Linked DNA regions of Homo sapiens: region 2 is linked to region 1. Evidence: chromatin loops called from intact Hi-C (ENCODE). Cell type or tissue: dorsolateral prefrontal cortex. All regions are shown on one strand. Links, peaks and the distances in the headings refer to the core of each region. The heading gives the core; the rest is flanking DNA. Region 1 overlaps SLIT3 (slit guidance ligand 3). Region 2 overlaps SLIT3 (slit guidance ligand 3).

Region 1 (2,914 bases), core at 265-2,764:
CACTTGAGTTCCCAAATCTATGGGTGTTGAATTCCATAGTGCTGTCTACCAACATTTGCCTAGACTTGCTCTCTACATTTTCCTCAAAAAAAAAAAAAAAAAAGAAACAAAAAACAAAAACAAAAAACAAAAGCCTGAAGCCCTAACTTCCAAATTAACCTTAAAAAAACATTTAGAATCACATGTTGCTGAGCCACTTTAACCGTCATCAACCTTTAACCTTAAAAGGAAGCATCCATAGAGGTTAGCTACTTGGTCCTTGGAGACAGAATACTGACTTTGAATCCTGGCTTCCCCACCTCCTAGCTGTGGGACCTTGGGCAGGTACTCAAACCTGCCTCAGTTTTCCCATCTGTAAAATGTAAGAGAACTTACTTCACAGGTAACATAATTAAGAGGCTATATGCCCTGAGTCTTGAGACTGTGCTTGTTACAGGCTGTGATTTGTGGTTAGTTTTTGATAAGTGGGGTTATCACGATCAAAACACCTTTTTACACTTAATCCCCCAGAAAGTGCCATGTTGGCTTCAGTCCCTGAATGGGGCTCATGTAATGAACACAAAACCAGGGACTATGCTTGTTTTTCTTCTTCTTTATAAACAGAAGCAACCAATAAAATCATTTCTCCACAGCCTAGTGCCTTCAACTATATTTCTCTAAGAAGTAGCAGCAGGAGAAATCTAGAGTTTAATTAAACTCTTATTTTGGGCAAAATAAAGAGGAGAAAGAGCGTTTGAGGGAAAGGTAGTTCATAAAACACTGATTACTGTGGTGGAGGGCACCCAGAGCGATAAATGACTATAGTGGAAAAATGTATTATGAGAGCTTTTTCTCACTCTGGAAGTTTCTTTCCTGGTTTCAGCCCCTCTAATGAAGCTGTGCTCCATATTTCCTCCCAGCAATGCCAGCCTCCACTTCAGGGGAGTTTTTGTGGCAGTCCTTTGACATGGAATCTTTACTGTGTGCAAGTGTAGAATCCAAGTCGTGGTTGCAATGGAAACTGCCTGGCGGTCCCTTTCCACCACATAGACCTTGTGTTCTTGAGTTACCACAATGACTGCTTGGCCTCTTGTTCAGGAAATAGCCACTCTTGCCTTATCAATTCCTTGTGCGAGTGGTTAGGAGGGTGGGATGAGTGGGCAGGGCAGAGGGATTGGGTCATTTTGGTTAGAGGAAGAAGGGGAGAAAGGATAGGTTCAAGACTCTTGGAACGTCACAGAGAGACAGTAGAAGGTAACAAAAGCTCCCTTTGATGTTGCTTGGATGTAAGTTGGCTTGAGTTGGAACTAGAACAATAGCTCAGCTTTGATCCCCAAATAGCCAAAGCATCCTTTATGTATGAGAATGACCACATCCAGATTCCAAAACCAGTTAGGGGGAGAGGAAGATGGTCCCCACATGCAAGTATTGCATCAAATAGAGGGGTCTTCCTGCAGTGATGGAGGTATGGGGGTATGGTGGTGATGGTGGTAGTGTCCATGCATGTAAGAGTGTTCCAGGGAGCAGCAGAGAATAATGATAAGCTTGAAAAACTTGAAAATGCACTGGCATCAGACTGGGAGACAGGAGACTTGAGATTTATCTTCAATGTACTACTTTGTGACCTTAGAGAAGTCACATAAGCTTTCTGAACCCTAGATGCCTCATCTGTCAAATGAGGCAAATAAATATCTGCTAGTCCTTCCCCAATGGGTGGAGAGGAGCAAATGACTTCAGGCATGGATGACTCTGCACAAAGGCAACTCTCACATTATTCATTCCAGGTCTCTCCAGCTCCAAAGGGACTGTGAGGAAGGGTTAGTACAAATGAAGATGTGACTTATTCAAGGCTGAAGAGTCTCAGGTGGATCAAACAGAGCCACCATGCAAGTACTGGATCTAGCCTGCCTGAACACATTTTATCATCATTTTGACATAGCCACCCATGGAGGAGGTTAGGGATGTTTCTAGACTTCAGCTGGGCAGGGTCAGCATAGAACAGTAGGGGCCCAGCCACGGAAGACAGAAGCCATACCAGATCTTCTGCACGGCTGGAGGCACTGGCCAGAGTAATCCTTTGGGCAGCCTTATGCCAAATCCTGGTCTGAGCATCTGGGAGCTCTTCCTGCCACCTTTAGTCACTCTCAGTCTCCAACACCTTCCTTCTTGCAAAGCAGCATTTGACTCTGCAGGAGACCCAACTGTTGCTGTAAAGGTTGCCCGCCACTTGCTGAAATACCAGCAGCCTCCACAGCAGATCCCAGCCTACCTCAAATATGTGGGTAGCTTCAGGTGGCCAGAGACTCATCCAATAATTACAGCACATTCATTTAATATTTATTGGTAAGTGCTCACACAACGCAGGGAGAGTGCAAATCGTGAATCCTTCAGGCCAGATCCTTCAGGTCCCTTGTGATGCTTTTCTTTGAAGGCTCCTTTTCATACACCGCCACCTCTCTTTTCCCAGTGCCTTCCTGTTACTTGGTTTCTCCATGTAACAAGGGAGGGGAGAGACCTTAATATCCTAATTCTCATGTACTTCCAGAGGCATTAGCACATTAAAAGAGTAAGAGGACAATCCTTAGCCCCGCAGGATGAACACCTGGTGGTCCAGTTGGTCAGTTGGGCCTTGGATATACAATAATCACACCATGCTGCACAAGGTTCAATCTTACACAAGCCCTCATCCTCATCAACAGCCTCCTCTGTCATTCGTTCTCATCTTTGGTACTGCACCTCCTTCTTCCAACATTTGGGGAATTCTCCATTCTCTGGGTCTTGGTGGGAGGCAAAGTCGTCTTCTACAGTAGAATCAGACAATGTCAGTGATGTGATTTGGATGTTTGTCCCCTCCAAATCTCATGTTGAATGTGATCTCCAATGTTGGAGGTGGGGCCTAGTGGGAGGCGTTTGGGTCATGGAGGTTGATCCCTCA
Region 2 (2,914 bases), core at 85-2,584, 47 kb before region 1:
CTTGCTTGCTCTCTTCCTCATTCCTCTTGTATTTCTACCCTCTGTTCTTTTTTTTTTCCCACCACAGCTACCTGCTCTCACTCTTCTGTTATCTTCAACCCATCTTCTTTGCCCTAAACTCCTAGGCTCCCCCACCTACATTCCACCATATTGAAGGGCTTACCTGTCTGGTGCCAGCAAAGGTAATAATGCTGGGATGGCTGTGTGTGGGTGGGAGTGGGGCACAGGGTCAGGGGTTGAGTTTTATAACTCTGTTTTACCTATCTCTAAAGACAGAGGTGAGCTGGTATTATGAAGTCAGATGCATCTTTCGAAAGGAATGAAAGACTGAGGCTGGGAAAAGGGAAAGAAATTTTTTTCTTCCCAGTGGAAACATTCGCATGCTACAATTGGAGAATGTGATTCTGCCAGCTGGTCATATTGGGGCTGTGTCCTGACCTATGGACCTCATGTATGCAATTCTCTTTCTCAAAACATAGCTTCGAGGTAGGCATAATTACTCCCTTTTGGTGAATAACCAGTAGATGGACCAGAAAGGTGAAGAACATGCCAGTCACCCAGCTGCTAAGCCTCTGAGCCAGGAACTTAATCCCAAGAGCAGATTATTGAGCGTGAACACAGTACCGGAACTCAGCAATGTGGAGACTGCAAGATGGCCAGTCCACCCCGGGAGGAAGCAGAGTGGCATTTGAAGGGGATAAGATGACGTTCTTATTTATTTGTTATGTGCATGACCTGGTAGGCAGCAGGGCTGGAATTTGCCTGAGATCCTGAAGTTTGAATCTTCATCCAATATACTACCCTGCCCACAACATGAGCCGTGGGAAGACAGACATTCTCTAACTTCAGGAGGCAAACTTTTCCACGGGGGAGAGAGCTATCAGTCAAAAACTTCTCACTGGGCAGGGGGTGCAGGTACATTTTTCCTGCCGGAAGTTGCTGAAACGTCTGGGAGACTTTTAAGGTTGACTCGGCCATGAACCTACTCCAGATCCTGCTGCTTCCTTGGTTTCCAGAGCAACAGCACAGGATCGGGAGAACATACGTGGTATCAGATTTGGACAGGGAGGCGAGCAGCAGTGTTTGTCGGTGGGAACGGAGTGTGACACACACAGCCTGGGCTCTGTGCCTTGCCCAAGCTGTCACACGCACCACATCCTCCAGAAGCGGGGTGGTAACAGCCTGGAATCCACCAACCCCTTGCCTGTCTTTAAGGAAGAATAGCAGTGATGCAAGAAAGAGACAAAATAAGGAAAAAGGCAGAAAGAGGAGACATTGGTTCAGCTTGAAGAAATTCCTACCCTGATGTACACAGTATCCCCACAGGGCCACAGGATTAGAGAACAACTGCCGCTCCCAAAGTCTCCAGACACCTCCAACCCTTATGACTTGGACAACAATTTGCAAAATTAAATTACTTCTCATGGGGAAACTGTTCATTATAATTGGGGCTAGTAATTTTTCAGAGACCAGGTCTGAATGGAAGTGTGGGTCAGGGCAAAGTATAGGAAGACTCAGGAAGCAAGCTCATTCTCTTTCGCTAATAAGCACGACCCAAATCAGGGAGGGATGTTTAGAAGAGACCTTTCTGGATATGGTTCTGGAGTCAGCTGCAGAGTTAAGAGAGGGGATTAAAATACATAAATATATCTTGAATCCATCTGGAATTTTAAAGACACTATTATTCAAGGAAGGAAAGGGATGAATTCAGAAATGGCTCCAGCCCCATAATAGAAAAGGTAACTTAGACTCCAGAGTTCCCAGCTCGTACCAGAAGGTACTTACTGAAAGTCTCCTTCCAACATCTCTGGCCTATAGGTGATTCTGTAGATGTGATGTGCCAGAAACCAAATCTGTTGGGTCCAGAGAAGAAGTAGAGAGGCTCAAAACCATTTTTCCCAGAACAGATGGTACATTCCTTGCTCTTCTTTCTTTTCTTCAATCTTGTTCTTTCATGAACATCTTTTGCAAGATGAATTCTGTGGAACCCCCAGGAGCCTCAATCCATACCTGGTAAAGACGAGGCATATAGAAAACTTGGATCTCTGTGCTGTAAGGAAACTAAGAGATGCCTGAGATTAACTCTCTTTTGTACAGAGAGAAGCATACAGCTCTAGGGGCCTCCTAGAGTCATGGTATGCAAATAATTAAACAAATGGTTTAACAGCAATGTTGTCAGGAAAAGAATTTCCAATTCCATCACCATGGTGATAGTTCATCAAAAAAAAGTCTAAATCTAAAAATTGCCTTCACTTGGCTGATGGAAAATAATAAATAAGGCTCCCAGGGCCTGCACTTTGTATTATCTGTTACTACCAGCCTGAACTCTCCCCTAGTTCCGCCTTTATACCTGGCTTGGCCCTAGCATAGCTATAGCCACCTGCGATTTCCCAGGATGCTTAAAAGGTGAGTGGCTAATTTCCCAAATCCCCCAATCACCAGCCTGTCTCCTCTCCCCATGCTCTTGCTGGCATCCATTAGCCTTTGACTCTGGGTTTATTAACTGTCCACAGCAATTTCATAGATGGGGAATTTATGAAAATGACTCTTAAGCTCCTGGGTGTGGTGACTCCCTGGCAGAGACTGTTCAGCAGGAGAGGAGATTAGGATATTCTGAGAACTGCATCAGAAATGGGCACCTGTGACTTCCTTCTGTTCGAAGGGAAATGCCACAGCCTAATTTTAATATTAAAAATGAAATTGTAAGAAGGCTTCCTGAAATAGACAAAGTATGTTGTTTTGCCATTTCTAGGAGAACTGCAATCCAAGCAAATGTGGTGGGTGTGAAGCTTTCAAGAAGTTGGGTCAAGAACAAGGACTGAAAGAGGAGCATCAATTTGTAAGTTCAGGAATGTCTGCTCCATCTTTGCAGAGACAAGCAAATATCAGGGACCACCCAAGTCCATTCATTGTG

The links. Peaks named below come from ENCODE experiments on the same cell type or tissue, not always from the same donor. Only the 100,000 strongest peaks of a DNase experiment are listed, where the experiment ranks them.
Region 2: a loop joins it to region 1, with 2.2 times the contacts of the local background. A loop is called at or near these places in 3 of 110 quality-filtered maps.

Annotation. Positions count from the first base shown.
Region 1 is chr5:169,070,713-169,073,626 of GRCh38, forward strand. The region is part of intron 4 of SLIT3 (slit guidance ligand 3); the gene reads right to left. Among named protein-coding and RNA genes, the nearest start is that of SLIT3-AS1, 59 kb to the left of the region's middle. In dorsolateral prefrontal cortex, for the core only: no CTCF peak of the experiment used is centred there; no DNase peak of the experiment used is centred there.
Region 2 is chr5:169,023,559-169,026,472 of GRCh38, forward strand. All of the region lies in intron 4 of SLIT3 (slit guidance ligand 3), which reads right to left. SLIT3-AS1 (SLIT3 antisense RNA 1) reads left to right here. Exons shown (of 5, transcript NR_109897.1): 2 at 2,753-2,839. Among named protein-coding and RNA genes, the nearest start is that of SLIT3-AS1, 12 kb to the left of the region's middle. In dorsolateral prefrontal cortex, for the core only: no CTCF peak of the experiment used is centred there; a DNase peak (open chromatin) is centred at 1,123; H3K27ac peaks cover 1,074 bases.